Linked DNA regions of Mus musculus: all the other regions are linked to region 3. The links are chromatin loops, found by intact Hi-C in ENCODE. Cell type or tissue: left cerebral cortex. All regions are shown on one strand. Region 1 has its middle 8.9 kb from the start of Atg16l2. Region 2 holds the start of Pde2a (phosphodiesterase 2A, cGMP-stimulated). Region 3 has its middle 40 kb from the start of Art2b. Region 4 has its middle 23 kb from the start of Pde2a. Region 5 has its middle 3.0 kb from the start of Gm35363.

Evidence for each region. Peaks named below come from ENCODE experiments on the same cell type or tissue, not always from the same donor. Only the 100,000 strongest peaks of a DNase experiment are listed, where the experiment ranks them.
Region 1: it touches region 3 in a loop (2.0-fold over the local background); 2 of 42 quality-filtered maps call a loop at or near these places.
Region 2: a loop joins it to region 3, with 3 times the contacts of the local background. A loop is called at or near these places in 17 of 42 quality-filtered maps.
Region 4: it touches region 3 in a loop (4-fold over the local background); 16 of 42 quality-filtered maps call a loop at or near these places.
Region 5: a loop joins it to region 3, with 4 times the contacts of the local background. A loop is called at or near these places in 12 of 42 quality-filtered maps.

What each region holds. Positions count from the first base shown.
Region 1 is chr7:101,308,969-101,312,968 of GRCm38, forward strand. No RefSeq gene overlaps it. Among named protein-coding and RNA genes, the nearest start is that of Atg16l2, 8.9 kb to the left of the region's middle. In left cerebral cortex, a CTCF peak has its summit at 1,841 (motif pointing right); DNase peaks (open chromatin) are centred at 1,615, 1,890 and 2,347; H3K4me3 peaks cover 1,106 bases; H3K27ac peaks cover 1,380 bases.
Region 2 is chr7:101,448,196-101,452,195 of GRCm38, forward strand. Pde2a (phosphodiesterase 2A, cGMP-stimulated) reads left to right here and starts at 3,057. Exons shown (of 30, transcript NM_001143849.2): 1 at 3,057-3,273. The coding sequence starts at 3,157. In left cerebral cortex, a CTCF peak has its summit at 2,326 (motif pointing right); DNase peaks (open chromatin) are centred at 1,887, 2,357 and 2,875; H3K4me3 peaks cover 1,912 bases; H3K27ac peaks cover 1,639 bases.
Region 3 is chr7:101,618,677-101,622,676 of GRCm38, forward strand. No RefSeq gene overlaps it. Among named protein-coding and RNA genes, the nearest start is that of Art2b, 40 kb to the left of the region's middle. In left cerebral cortex, a CTCF peak has its summit at 1,946 (motif pointing left); DNase peaks (open chromatin) are centred at 1,942 and 2,628; H3K27ac peaks cover 669 bases.
Region 4 is chr7:101,426,284-101,430,283 of GRCm38, forward strand. It overlaps a transcript of Pde2a not described here. Among named protein-coding and RNA genes, the nearest start is that of Pde2a, 23 kb to the right of the region's middle. In left cerebral cortex, a CTCF peak has its summit at 1,638 (motif pointing right); DNase peaks (open chromatin) are centred at 520, 1,129, 1,646 and 3,200; H3K4me3 peaks cover 1,302 bases; H3K27ac peaks cover 1,284 bases.
Region 5 is chr7:101,539,448-101,543,447 of GRCm38, forward strand. No RefSeq gene overlaps it. Among named protein-coding and RNA genes, the nearest start is that of Gm35363, 3.0 kb to the left of the region's middle. In left cerebral cortex, a CTCF peak has its summit at 1,878 (motif pointing left); DNase peaks (open chromatin) are centred at 548, 1,408, 1,884, 2,488 and 1 more place; H3K4me3 peaks cover 409 bases; H3K27ac peaks cover 2,893 bases.

The DNA.
Region 1 (4,000 bases), 310 kb before region 3:
CCAGAGTCTTGCTTCCTTGAAAACAATAAAATTAAGATAGACATAACATAGTGGTTTTTAGCCTGTGGGCTGCAACCCCCTTAGGGGTCACACAACTATTTCACAGGGATCACCCAAGACCTTCAGAAAACATAGATATGTACATTACAATTCATAACAGTAGCAAAACTACAGTTACAAAGTAGCAATGAGGGCTGGAGAGATTGCTCTGCAGTTAAGAGAACTGACTGCTCTTCCAGAGGTCCTGAGTTCAATTCCCAGCAACCACATGGTGGCTCACAACCATCTGTAATGGGATCTGATGCCCTCTTTTGGTATGTCTTAAGACAGTAATGAAAATAACTTTTGGTTGAGGGTCACCACAACATAAGGAAGTGTATTAAAGGGTTGCAGCATTAGGAAGGTTGAGGACTACTGATGGACCACCTTTAGAAGCCCTTCAAGTGGATCTCTGTACCCAAGTTCACTCAGTGGCTCAGATCCCACAGACAAAACTCTCCACTTTGTTCATATCATTTCCAATAGCAAAGTTACAGATAGCCTACGATTCCAGAAAACAAGCCTGCTGGGTTGGTAAGAAATAAATTGTTACTCAAAGCAGGAGGTCATTATAACATTTTAATAGCTGCAGTATATCCTTGGGAAAATATTATTTCCTGTTAATTTTACAGCTGGCTTTTTCTGTGCCTGTTATTCCAGCCTAATAAACAGTAGGGAAGATTTTTACAATCCAACCTAATTTTTAGGTTGCAAGGGACAAACAATGGAGGAAGTGAGTAGGCAGGAAGAAACTGAACCGTGAGCCTCACAAAGCAAGGCGAGACCATTATGTTGAAGACAACAGATTTAAATTATGAAACTGTCCAACAAAGTAGCCCTAGACACAAAGTAGCCCTAGACACAATGTAGCCCTAGACACAAAGTAGCCCTAGACACAAAGTAGCCCTAGACACAAAGTAGCCCTAAGACACAAAGTAGCCCTAGACACAAAGTAGCCATTTGCATGAGTTAAAACTAGTTTCATTTAAAATGGCATTCATTTAGGGTGTTATGTGTCATTTGTATCAAATTCAGGGCCTTTGTCATTTGTATCAAATCTAGGCAAACACTTTACCACTGAGGTTCTACTATGAAGTCCAGTCTGACCTCAGACTCATGTCCCTCCCATCTCCAACTCCTGGAACACCAAGGCCGCCTACAATTTTTACTTCTTACATGGCATTTAGCCATGTGTCAAGTCGTCACACAGTTACAACGGTATTGGACTATGAAGGTAGTGAACATTTTTATTATTGCTTAATTAAGTTGGACATACTGGCGCAGACCTGTAATCGCAGCACTTGGGACACACACACACACACACACACACACACGCACACGCAGCTTGGATTTGACAGCAGGACATAAGGCGATCTGAGTGTTGACTAGCGGAGGAGCAATTGCAGACAACTTAGTGTTCTTTCTAAAATACAAGCTAGCTACTGTGTCATTTATGCGTCCTTAGAACCAACCAGCCCTAGTTTAGAGCCCAGGCTCCACCTCCTCACCGCCCGGACCCGCTGCGGAAGACCTCCTCTGTCTCCAAACTCCAACTCCCAATATGCCCTTCTGCGACCTCACTCTCCGACTTTCCGGAAATGTAGTTTTTACTAGGGCAAAGCACAGCGCCCAAGCCTCTGCCTTCCGCCCCTCTGGCGCTTAGTGCGGCCACTGTAAGTGGTCGAATGCGGCAGCCTCTCTGCCCTTCGCTGCTCTGAGGCTGTGGAGACGCCTACATCCGAGGGAAAGCCCTAGGGGGCCGCAGTGGCAGAGTGGCCACAACCACTAGGGGGCTACAAGGCAGCTAAGTCTATCAGGAGCTCGGGGCGTGCTCGCTGGAAAGCGCACGCGCAAATACGAGCCTCGCTGCCTCGGTAAACAGCAAAAAGGCGCCTGCGCGATGAGGTCCTCGAGTTGGACGCGCGGGGGCGCCGGAGCAAAGATAACAGTAACGTGTAGTAACGGATCTGTCCACTCATCTTTCCACGAACCTTTTATTGTTTGCAAATCACAGTCCCCCCCCCCCCCGTTGCCTTGACCCTCACACCGGATTTACAAAGAGAATTAAGGACCAGAGTAGGATTTCAGAGCTATAGCCCAGCCTCCACTTTTGACTTGCTGTGTGACTTGTGTAAATTGCTTCCTTGGGAACCTAAGCTTTCTCATTTATAGATGGAATGAGCTTGTTGGAAAGATCAAATGAGACCCAAGGATGAAAATGAAACCCCCAAGCAGTCTGTAAAGGCAGACGATTATTACAGTTAGTTGATTGCAGGCTGAGAGACCCATTTCCTCTTTTTTGCAAATTGCAAGCCTGAAGGCACCAAATAGGTCCAGGGCTAGCCCAAGTCACTATGTGAACTGGGGCTAGAACCCAGCTTTTTTTGCCTTTGAGCCTGGAGCTCTTCTTCACACCGAAAAGACTAGCTTTTATTGGGTGTACATTTAGTAAGCCCGCTTGAAAAGGTGAGTCACTATTCCACTTCTGACCCAACTAGGCATGAGGGAGGCCTGGCTACTCAGAGTTGACCAACAGTCTCAGGAAGCAAAGGAGGATCTGAACATCCAGGAAAGAAAAAAGAAAAAAAGAACAGTGTAGACCGACGGTTCTCAACACGTGGGGTGCAACCCCATTGAGGTTGCATGTCAGATATCCTGCATATCAGATATTTATATTATGATTCATAACAGTAACAAAATTATAGCTCTGAAGTAGCAATGGAATACTTGTTATGGTTGGGGTTCACCACAATATGAGGAACTGTATTAAAGGGTTGCAGCATTAGGATGGTTGAGACCCACTGGTGTAGCTGGAGCTGTGTAAACCCTGCTTCTCAAAGTAGTATCCCAAGTACGGCAGATAAGGTGCATCACCAAGGGAAATGGACTCGAAATGGACAGGAATGGGGAGGGCCCCTGACTGGGGTGTACTGGTGTGTAAGCTGTGATCACGTTGGTTGGGGCCAGCAGCAACTAGCAATGGTAGTGGAGCTGGCCTGGTTGATGACAGGAAATATTTCACACTGAAATGAGGCTTTAAGAACCTCTGGGACATGTAGAGGAATAAGGTGGCACCATGGACACACAGGGCACACACATGATCAAGCAGCTGTCCGCTAGGGAAGTACACTTTTCTATGTCTCTCTGCCTTGCAGCAGGAAGCTTTCTGCATCTGTTTTTGGAGCATTCTAAGAGGCTCTGAGGGTAAACAGATGAGGGAAAATCTGGGAGTCACTGAGGTCTGGATGCATACGGGGCCACCTTGGGTAACTCAGGAAAGGTAGGTACATGTAGAAACAGAAATCCAACATCTGAGTTACCTTGGGTAACTCAGGAAAAGTGGGTACGTATAAAAACAAAAATCCAAGCTCTGTCCCACCCACCTCCAAATGTCTAGTCCTGTGGCCCCCACTGATTGATTTTTCAGCCAGGAAACCAAAGCTAAAGGCAAAGGAAGGCTGGGGATGCAGCTCAATTGGTAGAATCCGTTCCTAATGTGTACGGAGCCCTGGATTCAGTCCCCAGCACTGCATAAACTGAATATGGTGGCATATTTTCATAATCCCAGTACTTAGGAGCTAGAGAGAGGAAGATTAGAAACCCAAGGTCAGCCTCAGCTACACAGCAAGTTTGAGGACTACCTGGCATGTGACACATAAGACCCCCTCACAAAAAGCATGAGTGGGTGGAGATTGTGTCTCTCTGTCTCGCTGTCTCTCCCTCCCTCTCTCTTTCTCCCTGCCCCCCATTTCTTTCTTTCTTTTCCTTCTTTCTTTCTTTCTTTTTTTTTTTTTGATATCATTTTTTTTTCCGTGACAGGGTTTCTCTGTGTACTGTGGGTTTCCCTGGTTGTCCTGGAATTCACTCTGTAGACCAGGCTGACCTTGAACTCAGATCCAACTGTCTCTACCTCCCAAGTGCTGGGATCAAAGGCGTGTGCCACCACCACCCCAGGATTCCC
Region 2 (4,000 bases), 170 kb before region 3:
AAGTACTTTCAAATCATTAGGGAGAACCAGGCATAGTGGATCACAGACTGTAGAGATAAGGAGCCCTGGGATTTATAGGGAGCTCTGGGGAACCGGACTTAACCTTGGGGTGGCACAATTCCTAGCCATGAGAGTTTGGCAAGGTCCTTCCCTTTGCAATTTGGCAGAGCTTTGGTTGCCCCAACTGTGAGAGGACTGGACTAAGAAATTCAGGGACTTCAGGTGAAGATGAAGCCTACCAAGTGCTGTAAGGGGTTAGGTTGCTCATTTATTGAGTCTAGATGTGTTAACATTTCACAGATGGGGCAGTGGAGGCCCCATTGGCCACATGCAGCAGCCCTCTGACTGAGTGAGGACACACTCAGTCCTCTTGATGAATATTTGACTCAGAACAAATAACACACAAAGACCTGAGGGAGACAAAATGTGCATCTGAGACTATAGTCACCAAAGCAGGAGAGACTCAAGTAGGATTTAAAAAATAACTTCTCAGGAGGCAAGTGCTGTGAAGGTCCCTAAAGATGGGTCTTTGCCAGGGTGGGGCTGGCTCTCGACTGCAGAGCTAAGATGAGGTCCCCTGAAGATCCAGTAGTTAGGGTCAGTAATCATGCCAGCACCTCCTGAGCACCTGTGTCTTACTTAGAGTATCTGAAAGCCTGGGACCAAGCCAGTGACATGTGACTAGGATTACTAAGGGGTATGTGTACTGGACCTGGGAACAGTCATCATCATATTGGTCATCCCCCCTCTTTTACACAGGAGGAAACTGAGGCCAGAAAAAGGAGAGTCCCACTAAAGGAGTAGGTGTAACCTTTACACATCTTAGCCCATGCATGTCATGTTCTATAATGTTAATATGTAGGACAAACTGCTTTACTAAGAAGATGCACTTGGGAGGCAGAGGCAGGCGGATTTCTGAGTTCAAGGCCAGCCTGGTCTACAGACTGAGTTCCAGGACAGCCAGAGCTACACAGAGAAACCCTGTTTCAAAAAACGAAGAAGAAGAAGAAGAAGAAGAAGAAGAAGAAGAAGAAGAAGAAGAAGAAGAAGAAGAAGAAGAAGAAGAAGAAGAGGAGGAGGAGGAGGAGGAGGAGGAGGAAGAGGAAGAGGAAGAGGAAGAGGAAGAGGAAGAGGAAGAGGAAGAGGAAGAGGAAGAGGAAGAGGAAGAAGAAGAAAGAAGAAAGAAGAAAGAAGAAAAGAAGAAGAAGAGGAAGAAGAAGGAAGAAGGAAGAAGGAGGAGGAGGAGAAGAAGAAGAGGAGGAGGAGGAGGAAGGGGAAGAGGAGGAAGAAGAAGAGGAGGAGGATGAGGAGGAGGAGGAAGAAGAAGAAAGAAGAAGAAGAAAGAAGAAGAGGAAGAAGAAGAGGAAGAAGAAGCAGCAGCAATTGGCTTAGATCCCATCTCCAGACATGACTCCCAGGAAGGATACAAAAAGGCCCCCCCTAGATCACTGATGTGGAATCCAGAAAAGGGGTCTTGGAGCAGATGGCCTCTGAGTTGCTCTTGAATGGTTAGCAGGTGACAGGGTGGCACCATGACAGACCAGGAGGCAAGAATGAGGCAGCTGCTGTCTAAAAGAAAAGGGCTGTATAAAAACAAGGGATGGGGGTTGTCAGAGCTGGTCAATAATCAGGGTTGAACTGTGGAAGGTCTGTAATGCCAAGTGAGAGATTTAGGTTTTATGGTGCTCGTGGTAGAGACCCCCACTAAGGATGTTTGAGCACTGGAAGCTGTAAGCTCAGCTAGGAGGGGGAAAAATCCTTGTGTGGAAGATCACCCCTTGAGCTACTGGGACAGCTAGGACACTTCCAAGCCTGTGCCAGGTGCTGGGACCGTGTCCAGCACTGGGCTCAGTGACTCAACACTGGGGAAATTGCTCCCCAGGGGGAAAGGGCCCAAATGAATCACATCTATGAGGCAAGGAGCAGGGGGCTCACTGAGTCACCTTCCAAGGGCTGGGGGGAGAGGGAAGTACAGGAAGAGGGGCAGTAGCGCAGAAAGGAGAACCAGGGAAAGTCACAGTGAGGGCTGTCAGGAGTCTGTCTGTCTCACCATCATTCCAAGTTTTTGTCTTCTGGCAGCCCTGTGGGACAACTGACACCCAATGGGAAGGGGATCAAGCTAAAGTTACACTGGCAAAATCCAGGAAGACCCAAATTCACCATTTGATATAGACTCGTCCTGTGCCTTAGCCCATCTTATAGCAAGCAGAGGCTAGAAAACAGGTTGGTCCAGGCAAGGGGTTTGACCCAAGTTACACAAATGTCCCCTCATCCCTCCAGCCATCCCCTACTGGGGTCAGGGTGCACCTTTGCGATAGAACACCAGGGGGCGCAGGAGCGTCACGGCTGCTGCAAGTGCCTGAGCACAGAGGCGGCTCTGCAGAGAAATGCGCTCCCAGCTCTCGGGGTCCCACCGCGGAACTGCGGACTAGATGGCCCTGGGGCTTGCACCCTTTTCAGCCTCCTGGGACGCCGATGAAGGCCTATCTGGTAGCCTTAGGAACCCAGTGCTCTCACCCCACATTTGGGAACGGTGCGCCTGTGTGTGTCAGGGCGCACGTGTCTCCTTCACAGATCTGCTACCGCTTCAGGGCTCGTCCCATTTTGGAGCGACCTCTAAATTTCTCCCTCACTTTCCTCTACCCTCTGTACTGGAAGGAGTGAAAGGACCTCGGGGCTCCCGGACTGTGGCCGCGGCCCCTCTCCCCGCACTGCGCTGGACTCGGCCTCGGGGTTCTGGCCGGGCTACTGAAGTCCAAGTGATGGGGAGAGAATGTGGTGCGACAGTGCGCGGGACTCTGGGAGGGGCCCTACCACATAGGAGGAGTGACAATGGGATAAGCGGAAGGCAGCGAAGGCTGAGAGGCGACCGAGGAGTGGGAGCCCTCGTAGCCGACCCGCTGCAGGAGACTTGAGAGGGTGAAGGCCTGGCAGGGAGCAAGCCGGCCGGGATCGGGTGGGGTCCGATCTTTGGAAGGCGTTGAAGTGCTGTCCCCGGTAGCAGAAACGTAGGCGGGGCCTGGAGGCCTGGGGCGGGACGGGGGCGGGGGCGGGGCGGGACCAGGGCGGACCCTCGCGCGGACCGGCGAAGCTGTTGCGGACGCGCTGACCGAGTGCAGCGGGCCGGGCTGGAGGGGCGGGCGGGCGGCTGCGAGCATGGTCCTGGTGTTGCACCACATCCTCATCGCTGTTGTCCAATTCCTCAGGCGGGGCCAGCAGGTCTTCCTCAAGCCGGACGAGCCGCCGCCGCAGCCATGCGCCGACAGCCTGCAGGTAGGAGGCCCCCCCCCCCCCCATTCTGGGTAACAGGGAGAAGCGGGTGTCCAGGGAGAGCCCGGTGAGGGCCCGGTCTTCTGAAGAGCTTGCAGTCGTCTGCCCCACGGTCTACTCTCTCCTGAACCTTCCTTTAAGAGGGGACCCTTCCCTTAGTTTGGAACCCGTCTTGTACTGAATGGGACTGCAGCCATACCCAGAGGGGGTCCTTGATTCTTCGGCTCATAGTTCAAATGCCCCTCCAGATTCTGACTCTGCTTCGCATCTAGAACTCCTCCATCCCAAGCCCCGAAGTCCTAATCCTCGTTGCCCCCCTCAGCCACATTAACAGCTCTGTATAAACCCGGAGTTCCCTCCTCCCAGGTTAGTCCCACTCCCCTCTCAAACCTCTGGCTCTCTACTGTACATATCAGATTCCAGGCACACCCATATCCCCTAAGCCCCTGGCTGCAGAGAACTTTACCTCATAAGTAGGACCTCACCCCCAAACCTCTATCTTCTATTTTATAAAGTCTTACTCCCCATCCTTACTAATCATCTAGATTCTAGTCACCATCTTCCACCCAACCCAAGGGTCCAACCCCCTTTTAAAACCCAGATTCTCTCTTCTCCTCTGCCAGACTGCCCCCTCCCAGTCCTCATCTTTTACACAGACCTCCAGTCTCCTCCTGTTGCCTCCCAGCCTCTAGATGTGATAGTCCCATATCATTCTTCCAGTTCCCAAATT
Region 3 (4,000 bases):
GCTGACTGACAGCTTGATATATGTGATATATAGCTTTCTGGATGACCATGCCAGTACATGTTCCACAAATATATACTCCTGTCTGTGGCCTCTCTTTTTCTCTGTTAATGATGTCTTTTGATGTACAGAAATTCTTCATGTTGATGAAATTCAGCTCACCATGTTCTTCTTAGTATATCTGCTCCATCTATATTCTCCAAGAAACTCGGCTACTTCATTCTAGCCCCACACTGAAGGCGGTAGCCCGCTCTGAATTAACTTTCAATGACTGTATAAGTGGGGTCAGGGTTCCTTTTTCCAACACAGTTATCTCATCGACCCGATTTTTTAAATAGCCCTGACAAAGTGAAGTGGAGTCTGTCATAAATCCCACTCATAAATAACATGTGGATCTGTTGCTGGGCTCTTTATCCTATTTTTAGGTTGCTTTGTTCTTTGTTGTTGTTGGTGGTGGTGGTGGTGTTCTCAAAACAGCAATAAAAAGCTCTACAGAAGAGACATTGATAAAGTCCACCCACCTTCTCTCTCTGGGGTGACCACAAGGCCTCTGGGGAGGTATTTAATCTCCCCTCCATGTATTAGCAGACATAAATGCTCACACAGTTCGTATTTAACAAAGCAGGTTTTAGTGATGTGGAGAAAAGTTTGCTTGTAAAGTGGAGAAAGTCAAATATAAATGCATACAGCAGTATAATCACACTGTGTGTAGGCAGCACTGTGTACAGCGGCTCTAAACCTTTAGATTGGCTAACTCATTTAATCCTCACAATAGCCTGAAAGGATAGAGTAATTTTGCTCCCAGTTTACAGATGGTAAACTTGACCAAAGGCACACGAATATACAGTAGTTATAGAGATCAAATCCAGGCAGTCAGGTTCAGACTCCATGCTGGTAAATAAATAAATGAATAAATACCAAAAACCCATGCCTATACCCTGTGAAAACATTGGTGGTGGTCATCTCAGCGATGGGCTTCCTTTCTCACACCTGCTCACTTCCTCTTCTCTTCCTTCTAGACTTCCAGGCTCTCTGCCCACTTCCTCTCGCTTTCCAGCACTCAGCACAAATCCATCATGACTTCTGGAATGGGTTGTTCGTCAGCTCTTCCCTTCCATATCCTTAACTGTGGGCTCCATGAAAACAAGGTGTGGTGTGTCAGTTCACCTTCAGACAGACGACCAAAGTGATTTCTGCCACACAGCAGGTACATGCAAGGATCCTGTCGACACAGAGCAGATTGTCGGGGAGATCCGGGAGAAGACACGGACTCAGGTTTTTTTCTTTGTGTTCCAGTATGATGAAGAAGATGGTGCTGGAATCTGATACATATCCCTTGCATTTATACATGAACTTGGCCAGCTGTGTAAGCTTGGGGTATAATTCTGAGATCCTTTCTGTAATAACTGGGTTAAACATAGCATCTCACATCTACAAGGTTATCTAGCATACATTAGATATTCGACAGTTACATGACCTTCTTGAGTATTTTTGCAATAATTAGGTCATTTTTAATATGTATTGATTTATTTATTATTTGTTTGTTTATTGCAGTACTGGGGGATTGAACCCAGGGCCTTATGCATGGTAGGCAAGTATTTTACCACTGATCTACATTCCAGCCCTCAAGTCTGCTGTACTTCTTAGGTTTTGTTCATTTGTTTGTCTATAACATAGAAGAATGACTAATTTTACATTTTAGGATTATTATTAGAATTCAAGGTGATGACGCACATTACATAGAACTTAGGGTCTGGCTGGCATAGAGTAAATATTCAGTAAAGGTTATCTGCTTAGTTTTACCTTCTGCAATGCCTGGCACAGAGTACTCTGTAAATAGGTGAGGCCCAATCTTATCTTTTTGGTCTGGGCAGAGTTTTGTCTATCTGCTTCTGGGGAGATCCGGTTTGGCTCTGCAGAGCTAGTGATGTACAGACGCCACCCAGTGGCTAAGATCTGCCACTGCACATCAGCTTCTGGTAAAATTTCCCGGCTACATTGATTCCTTAAGGATACTCTTACCTGTACATTTCCTTAGGAGACCAGAGACATTGGAATCAGAGAGGAAATGAAATTGACAGTTAATTCTGGAAGGTGGATTCAACAAAACTTAGTGATAAATTACATATCCCAGTAGGAAAAGGTTTGCCAAAGACAGTGGTTTCCAACCAGGGGTGATTTTGCCCATAAGAGGACATTTGGGAATATCTAAAGACACTTTTTGGCTATCATAACTTGAGGGGGCATGGTGCATGGTGTCTATAGTCTGCAGACCAGGCATGCCGTAAAGTATTGTAAAACCCACAAGACATCCCTCATAAAAGATTATCTAGGGCTGGATAGTTGGCTCAGAGGTTAAGAATACTGACTGCTTTTCCAGAGGTCCTGAGTTCAATTCCCAGCAACCACATACATGGTGGCTCACAACCATCTGTAATAATGAGATCTGATGCCCTCTTCTGGTGTATCTGAAGACAGCTAAAGTGTATTCATATACATAAAACAAATATTTTTTTAAAAAAGATTATCTAGTCTCAAACTTGACCAAGGTCAAGCTCTAGGATGGTTGTTAGGACCTCCCTGGGCATTCTGGGCATCATAAAAAGCCATGGAAGTGCTGTCAGTGGGAGCTGCCAGTTCTCTCTCCATCCATCTCATGTAAGTGGGAGGAATGTCTTAGCTAGGAATTAACACAGCCTACAGAACTCTCCAAGACATGGGAGAGCATCTTGTAGACCATTTCTTTCATTTATATTTCTGGGCTACAGCGCATGTCTTCAGTGTTATCACTGAAAGTGTATAAAGTCATTATCACACTGAAGACATGCACAGAACATGTGTTAATCAGAAAGTCCCCAAATAAATCATGAGCTCACAGGCTTAATTAGGAGATCCTGAGACTGGGGAGCAGCAGTGGTGGCAGGGCGGTTGCTTAGCATGTATGTCTAAGATCTTGTTTTCAAGATTTACTTATCTTTATGGTGTGTGTATGAGTGTTTGCTTATGTGTATGTATGTGCACCATGTGTGTACAGTTCCTGCAGAGGTCAGAAAAAGTGTTGGATTCCCTGGAGCTGTGTTCCATGGGAACCACATGAGCCACCATGTGGGTGTTGGGTACCAAACCTAGGTCCTCTGCTTTTTTTTTTTTTTTTTTTTTTTTAAAGATTTATTTATTTATTTATTATATGTAAGTACATTGAAGCTGTCTTCAGACACTCCAGAAGAGGGGGTCAGATCTTGTTACGGATGGTTGTGAGCCACCATGTGGTTGCTGGGATTTTAACTCTGGACCTTCGGAAGAGCAGTCGGGTGCTCTAACCCACTGAGCCATCTCACCAGCCCAGACTGCTGAGTCATCTCTCTAGCCTCAAGTCCAAGATATTAGGTTCACCAGCAAAAGTAAATCTATGTGGGGCAGGAGAGATGACTCGGCAGTTAAGAGCAGAGGACTTAGGTTTGGTTCCTGTCTTAGTTAGGGTTTTACTGCTGTGAACAGACACCATGAACAAGGCAAGTTTTATAAAAAACAACATTTAATTGGGGCTGGCTTACAGGTTCAGAGGTTCAGTCCATTATCATCAAGGTGGGAGCATGGCAGTATCCAGGCAGGCATGGCACAGGAGGAGCTGAGAGTTCTATGTCTTCATCCAAAGGCTGCTAGTGGAAGATTGACTTCCAGGCAACTAGGGTGAGGATCTTATACCCACACCCACAGTGACACACCCATTCCAACCAGGTCACACCTATTCCAACAAGGCCACACCTTCAGATGGTGCCACTCCCTGGTCCAAGGATATACAAACCATCACAGTTCCCAACACCCACATGGTGGTTCACAACCATCTGTAACTGCAATTCTAAGGAATCTAATGCCTTCTTTTGACCCCTCACCAGGCAGGTACATTGTAAACACATACACATGCTAAACACTTGTACACATAAAAAAACAAATCTCAATATATCAAAAAAACAAATCATATATTTTTATATGATTTATATAT
Region 4 (4,000 bases), 190 kb before region 3:
GTAACGGGGATCTTTTCACACGTTTATCTCTCATTGTTTAGCTGCCCGCTCCCTGGGAAAGGCCAGTTCCCTAGCGATGTGACCCACTTCTTGATGTCCCTGAAGTGATAGACTCACTGCCCTTTTTGAGGCAGCTGGAGCTTGGTACAACAGAAAGAGTAGGTGTCCGACATCTGGGAGGACTTCCCACTAGTGATGCTGAGGTGAATGAACCTTGGGATTTCTGGGGTGCTCTTCCTGGTTCAGAAGAAGCTTTGAAGACAAGGTGGTGGGGGTGGTGGGTGTGTGTGGGGTAAGGTGGCAAATAGACATGGGTTCTTCCCAGAGCCACGTGGTCCTGGAAAGTTGCTCCACTTCCCTCTGAACAAAAAGTGTGCAGTGGCAATAAGCCTTCTGTCCTCACAGGATAGTTGTGAAGAATCTGGAAGCACAGATCGTAGCGCTAGGAATTCGGTGAGTGCTCATATAGAGGCTAGCTGCTGTCACTGTAGAACACCCACACTCACCTACACTTTTAGACCACGGCTAGGAGCCCAGAGAGCGTCAGTGTGTGGGAAAGACAGGAGGCGGTGGGTGTGGTGAGAGGCACAGATGCTCTGTGGGCAGAAGGAGGTGTCTGATGGACATAAGACCACCTTTCTAGGCTGCACCTGCCTGGTCTGAGGCCAACCCCCAGAAGGTACATTGGAAGAAAGAGCTCACCGAGGAAGGGGTTAAACTCGTGGCCACACCCACAGCAGCTTGAGTCATTCTGGGAATTGTAGTTTGGTGTGAGTTTGCACTAAGTACACTTGGTCTAACCTCTTTCCAGCCAAATCTACACCCTGCCGCTGAGGCTGGTAGTTGGCAGGCCCTAGTAGGGTAGGGGTTGGGATCTGGGGAGCTCATAGATGAAGCAGCCTTGACCCTTTCTCTGCTCCCTGTCTGCTTGCTGTGTGCTTCAGTGTGGCGTTAGGAGCAGGGATCAAAGGATTAAGTCATAATGAGAACTCTTGCACACGCACAGGGAAGTTTACAGCTGCCTGAGCCCGATTTCCACAGCTATGATCTTCTTTAATCCCCTCCACAAACCCAAGAGGCTGCTGTTTTCTGGATGAAGGAGCAGAGGATTCAAGAAGGGACTGACTTGCCCACTGGGATGAGTGGGGGCGGGGCAGGCTTGGAGCACAGGGCCCTCAGGCACCCAAAGCTCCTGATATTCTCATGAATTATTGGTCCAGATGGTGAAGCACTAGCCTTGAAAAACAGGAAAGATATAGACGGTTCAAGTTGGGGATGAGGCTTCTCAGTTGAGGAACAAGGGCTGCCTGGGACGATGAAAGCAAGAGCTGCATTCTGTGGGATGTAAGGCCGAGAGGAGTGGGGAGCTAGGCCTAAAGACCCGATGTCAACCTGAGAGTTTGGATGTGCGGCTGTGATCTGCCAGAACTCCCATCCCGAGGGCTTGAAGTGATGTCACCATGGGGTTATGGCATTGAAGCCTCGGGAGCACTGATTGACATGGACAGACCAAAGGCTGTCTAAAGCTCAACTCCATTCTTGGAGCACCCAACACTTGGGTTCTCTTCCTCTTCTTCCCTTTTGCTGCCCAGGCTTGGAATTGCTACTATACAACAGAGCTGTGCTGTAATGTCACATAAGCCCAGCAGGGGTCGCTACACACTCCATTCCAGCCCCAATCTTGGATGTTAGGTGGACCAGGAGGGAAGAGTGAGCAAGGAGCTTAGATGGGGGAGAGAGGGTAACACATTGCTCCCCACCTCCTTTGAGCTCCATTGCAAAGGCACACATAGTGGGGAGTGAGGACAGAGAACACTTGGGACCTCAAAGCAGGGACAGACATGAGCTCATAGATAGGAGTTTCCCACCTCAGTTCAGGGGCTGACTAATTGGGAAATAGACTTAAGAACACCTTATGTTTAGTTTTTTTTTTTTTTTATTGTTTGAAATTTGTCTGATGCTGAAATGCAGAATAATATTAGTTGTTGTTGTTGTTGTTGTTGTTGTTGTTGGTGGTGGTGGTGGTGGTGGTGTGTGTGTTTGTACCTTAGTGTGATTTTCCAGTCTTAGGTATGTGTATACTGGTCAGAGAGGGGGAGAATGTGTAGACTTCTGTTTGTGGGAAGGCGTGTATATATTTGTATATGTGTGCTTGTGTGTTCATTCTGATATCTGAATCTTGGTAGACGGTTGCGTATGCAAGCATGGCTTGTATGCATGTGTGTGCACGTATACAGTGTTATGCACATGTGTTCTAATGACACTGTGGGTATCTGTTTGCAAGTGCATGTGTGTGAAGGGCTTCAGGCCTGTACTGCTGACGCAGTAAGGCCTCACTGAGGTCTGGCCCCTCATCATCGTCCCTCTTGAGTCCTGCCTGCGTGAGGGTAGAGAGAGCTACAAGAGGTCAAGCTTCCGCAGTGGACATGCTGCTCAAGCACACGAACTCTGAGGGCCCTCAGGGGACTCTGGAATCCTCTGCAGGCCATGAAGACCTTAAGGAAGGGTCTTATTGCCTTCATGTTCAGGTTGGGTGGCTGGAATCTTTGGCCATTGATTGAGAGGCTAGATGTGGCTGGAGAGGAGAGATTGCATTCCTTCCAGGAGGACAATACCTTCATGGCGCCCAGAGAGCTTTAAGGCTCCCAGCCCAGTCCCCTTATACAGAAGCAACTATCAAAGCGCAGAGAAGAACAGTGAAGTCACCCAGTGAGATCAGAGAGAGAGGGAGAGGGAGAGAGAGAGGGCTTAGAGTGGCAAGAAGGGTGTGTGCCTGGTCTGGAAGGCCTCTCCCTCAGCCCCTTAGGCAGTTGGGGCACCCTGAGGAGATCCAAGTCTGTGCTTGTGCCTCCTTCCACCTGGGTGTCTCCACTCCTCTTGGCCTTTGCCTTTGAAGTTTCAACCAGCGCTTCTGCAGGCCGCAAGAGGCCTTCCGGGGGCTTGTGAAGTCTGTCATTCCACAGAACCCAGGGACTCCTTGAGAGGAGTTTAGTGATAGGGGTGTGTGTGTGTGTGTGTGTGTGTGTGTGGTGTTCCTTTTAGAGCCTCAACTGTGTCATTTTGAGCAGAGCCTTTATTTTAGGCTTCTCCCGTTCTGACATTGAAGGGTTCCCTATGGTCTCTCCATGAGCTCTGGGGGCTGAGACAATGCTGGGTTATGGATGGGGAGGCCCAGAAAGCCAGCTCCACCCAGAGCAGGATGCAGGACAGCGTCGGGGCTTCTTTAGGAAGAAGGCTCAGCTCCCTGCCCCCTGGGATAGGCTGTGCTCCACTCATGCGTCAGGAGGCTACACGTGGGTTCCACCTGCCAAGAATTTTGTTGCAAACTAAAGTTAACATCAAGCCTTAGCTGCATGGAGGGGCCACAGGAAGCTGTGTGGGGAAGCTGGGCTCTGCTGGGCTCCTTAGCAGCTGTGCTAGTTAGCACAAGGATGGGAAGACATGGCCTGACTGAAGGCTGAGAAGGAGAAAGCCTTCCCTGGCACGAGAGAGAAATCTGCCCTCTTGAACTTTGGAATTCGAAGCCCCAGTGTCTTCCACCTGAGCTCATTTGACCCCCATCATCCAGGAAGAGTCTTGGAACAGACAGGGGCCAGTGTTGGGGGGTGCGACAGGTTCTGGCTGCACAGGACTGGGGTGGGAGAGGTGAGGAGCAGGCAGGAGGACCAATACCATGTCAGAAAATTCAGAATTGCTTTAAAGCTTTGAGTGGCAGCCCAAAGTGGAGAGAAGAAATGTTTTTGAAGTGTTTTTTCTTTAATTACTTTAAACATTTAGCTTATATGTGTTTTATTTTATTTTTGCCCCTTTGAGGCAAGGTCTCATTGTAGCTCAGCGTAGCCTGGAATTTACTATGTAGTCAGGATAGCCGTGGGCTCTTGGGCTCCTTGCCGATCCCCCTGGAGTGCTGGGATTTCCAGCATGCAACACCACAGCCTGGAGAGGGAAGGGATGTCTCCAGAGTGTCCTCTATAAAATCTTCGGCATTGCTTGTTTAATC
Region 5 (4,000 bases), 79 kb before region 3:
TTTAGAAAAACGAACCAGCTTGCAAATGAAAAAGAAGAAGTTGCCCCATTGAGTTAAAACCTTTGGGTAAAAGGTAAATTTCACATTTTTATAAGAACAAAACAAAATATTGTGTGTGTAAATAATCCTGAAAAACAAATTTGTAAATGCTAACTTAAGGACTGTTCTTGCTTTCAAACCTAAGCCCTTTCTTCTTGTTTTTTGGATAGAAAAAGAAAAGAATATCTTTGGTTGAATAGCTTCAGGGTCCCCGCCTGGTTCTAAAATAAATATGCATGAAGATCAGCCCCGATAATATGTAAATTCAGTCAGGTCAAAAATTGGTAGTGTAGAAATTTTAGGAAACCTTTCAGTACTAAGACTTCTAATCAAGGTTTAAAGGATTCTTTGATCCCAGCATTCAACCGTCAGAGGTAGGCAAATCTCTGTAAGTGCCAATCTGATCTCCATATAGTTCTAGGCCAGGCCAGCTCGGGCTGCATGCCGACTACATCTCAGAAATAAGGCAGATAAAGCGCTTGCCTTGGATAGACCGCTTTGACGCAAGTGGGAGGAGCCAAGTTCACAGAAGCTGGATAGAAGAGCCGGAGTCTCCACACGGAGACAGGAGATGGAGACAGGAGATGGAGACAGGAGTCTCCAGCAGTGCAAAGGAAACCAGGCTGGCACACGTGTCAGGGACCAGCCAGAGCCTGTTTCAAATAAGGCAGAAGTGAGGACTGAAATTTTCTTATCTGAAATTGTCTTCACATGAGTGCTAAACATATGCATCCAACACACACACACACACACACACACACACACACACACACACACACACACAAAGAGAGAGAGAGAGAGAGAGAGAGAGAGAGAGCTCTATTACAGTTGTTCTAGAATTCACCTTGGACATCAGAATTCAAAGATGCTTATGTCCCTTCTATAAAATTTAATAGTATTTGCAGATAAACACTGTGCTTTAATCATCTCTAGATTACAATGACTCATACACTGCAAATGCTATGAAAACCATTGCTAGCCTGTATTTGTTAGGGAATAGCAACCCCCCCCCAAACAAATTCTGTACATGCCTGAGACCCCCCCCCCCCTTTTTTTTTTTCTGAGAAAGAGTTTCTTGGTGTAGACCAGGCTGGCCTTGAACTCAGATCCACCTGCATCTGCCTCCCAAGTGCTGTGATTAAAGGCATGTGCCACCATGGTCCAGTGAGACACATTTTTTTTTTCCTGGATTGTGTGTGTGTGTGTGTGTGTGTGTGTGTGTGTGTGTGTGTGTATGTATGTATGTATGTGTGTGTGTATGCTCACGCACACTCTGGATATTTTCAGCCTGCTATTATAGTAGGATCCACATGTCTAGAAGCCATAGTTACAGAGAGACAACTCTTATCTAAAATAAATATAAAAAGCCCTAGAGCCCTGACGTCAAATGGCCTCAGGCAGGTGCTTCCTCCAAGTCTGTGGAAGATAGGACTTCCTTTTGCTGCCCGGGCACATGACATATGGCCCAGTTTATAAATTATTGAATGCGCAGAGGTTTTACAGTCTTCAGTCAGAATTCTGTTGGGAACCTCCAAGTTGTCTCATTTCCTCTCTTGTTCCTGGTTTAAATTATCGGGACCCTGTGTAACTACCTGGAGAATCTCTGGGTAAATGACAAATTGTGATTTACAGAGAGCACTGACATCGTTCTTCAACTTATTAGTTCCCTTCCCTCAAGCATATTTTCCTCTTCTTTGGCTTGATAACTCACCTTCCTGGGAGGCAAGCTCTGGGAAGCAAGATTCTAGTCTGCATGAAGTTTTAGACCTGGCTTGAAAGATGTCAGTGCTCAGAAAGGCTTTGTTAAATATGCACCGCGCCCTCTCGTGGCTACAAGTGCTCGCTGTAGACTGGAAATGCTAAGCACAGGCTCCACTGCCCTACATCCCAGAGCAGCAAGTAGGTCTCTAAGCTCCTAGGCGTCTCCTGACGCTTGACTCGGCGGATTCAAAAGAACATTTTGTAACCCAAATGTAAAACGACTCTAACCCACACGTAAAAACAGTAAAAACTGTGCCATCTTCTCCCAAACACACCTACTTCAGCCAGGCTGTTCCTCAATAGCTTTCTCTTCACCTTTTTCTAAAGTAAAACCGGAATCGATTCAGTTTAGATTTTAACTCTAACAGAAAGGTCTGCTTCTGCTGAGTGGGCATCTGGAATTTTAATTATCTCAGCTTTCCCCGTGTCACGGGGCAAAGACCTTTAGCCTTTCTGTGGTATGGGCTTACTGGAGCTATTAATACTATGGGCTCCGCAACTCTTATTCGTCCTTGGGCACTACTGTCCTTCAGATATTGGTTTTGTTTGATCAAGAACCTTAGCAGAATCCTAACTTTTTGGGTACCCCGAAAAGCTCCTAATGTGGAGGAGGAGCGTGTTCCAAGTATGAATATGCATCTCCTGTAACCCGTCTCAGTTGAGGGATATTTTAAACGCGTGTAACAGAAGCTCGCACAGTAAGAGTGGGCTGCCGTGGAGCAGATTCATTCCAATTCAGCTACTGGTTCAGATTTGCTGTGTTTTGAAGACCAAGGAAGAAAAGAAAAAGAATAAGAGCCATCAAATCTTGCCCAAGCATGCCCTTTATCAGATGGAGTTCTGGTTAATTGTCTCCAGGTCCCCTAGGTATCTCGGAACAATGCACTTTCATCAGTTGGGATTTAGCCGGTAGATCTCTCAAAGCAACAGACATGAAGTTGGGAAAAAATTAAGAACAACAAAGAAATTAAATGACAGTGCATGTGCATTTAGTAGTCTTCATTAAAGCAAAAGCTTTGATGGGAATGCACCATGAATTTTAGTTAAAAGAGGACTGCGGGTCTTCCTCCCACACAGTAGAAACAAAAATGTAAATGTGATATTTTAGTTCCTGAAGGACCTTAGGTTTCAAATTTTAATGTTTGAAGGAGCCAAATGAAGCACAATATACAAATTCCATGTTTTTTTTTTCATTTACTGACATTCAAGAGACAGTGAATGCAAACATGAGTATTCTGCTGGCTGAATTATTCTGAAGAATCAATATTTTATAAACTGGTTCTTCTAGGTTTGTATAATACATATCCAAAATATTCCACTTGAAGTAAATACTTTTGTCACTATCTTTCTCTTAGGATCTCTTATTATCATACCTGCATGCATCATGCCCCAAACCTTCATAATCAAAATGATTGATTTAACAGTAATTTTCTAAAATTTAGAAATGTTTCTCAATCATAAATGGTGCGATAATGATGATGATGATGAGATGATTATGATAATGATGACGATGACAATTTTTGGATTTTCAAGACAGGACTGCACTGTGGCGCCCCCCCCCCCCCAAGCTGTCCTGGAATTCATTCTGTATACCAGGCTGGCCTTGAACTCACAGAGATCTGGGATTAAAGGCGTGTGCCACCACTGCTTCCACAGAAACAATGAGACAAAAAGTTACTCCTAATTACCTGGAGACCTTTTTGTTGTTTGTTTTCTGCGACCGGATTCCTCTGTGTATCCGGTGGTACTGGAACTTGCTCTGTAGACCAGTTTGGCCTTGAAGTCAGAGATTCACCTGCCTTTGCCTCCCAAGTGGCCACCACTGCCCTTACCTGAAGTATTTTAAAGAAGTTAAAATCAAAAGAAAAGTAACTATGCAAAAACTACATGACCCTCAGGTATGGTGGGGCATGCCTTTAACCCTTGCCCTGGAGACGCAGAGCAGGTCCATCTTTGTAAGGCTAGCCTGATCTACATAGTGAGTTCCAGGCCAGTCAGGGCCCCTGGAATGGAGAGCTAAAAGCAAACAAATAAAACCTTACATAAGCCCAGACATGTTTCTGACCCATGTATTTAATTTTCTCTATATACACACTTTGGGTCTCTGACACTTTCAAATTAAGACCATAATACAAGTCCATGAACTCTTCTTTGTAACATGCTTGACTATATCCATTAAAACTTTCAGACCAGCAGTTGT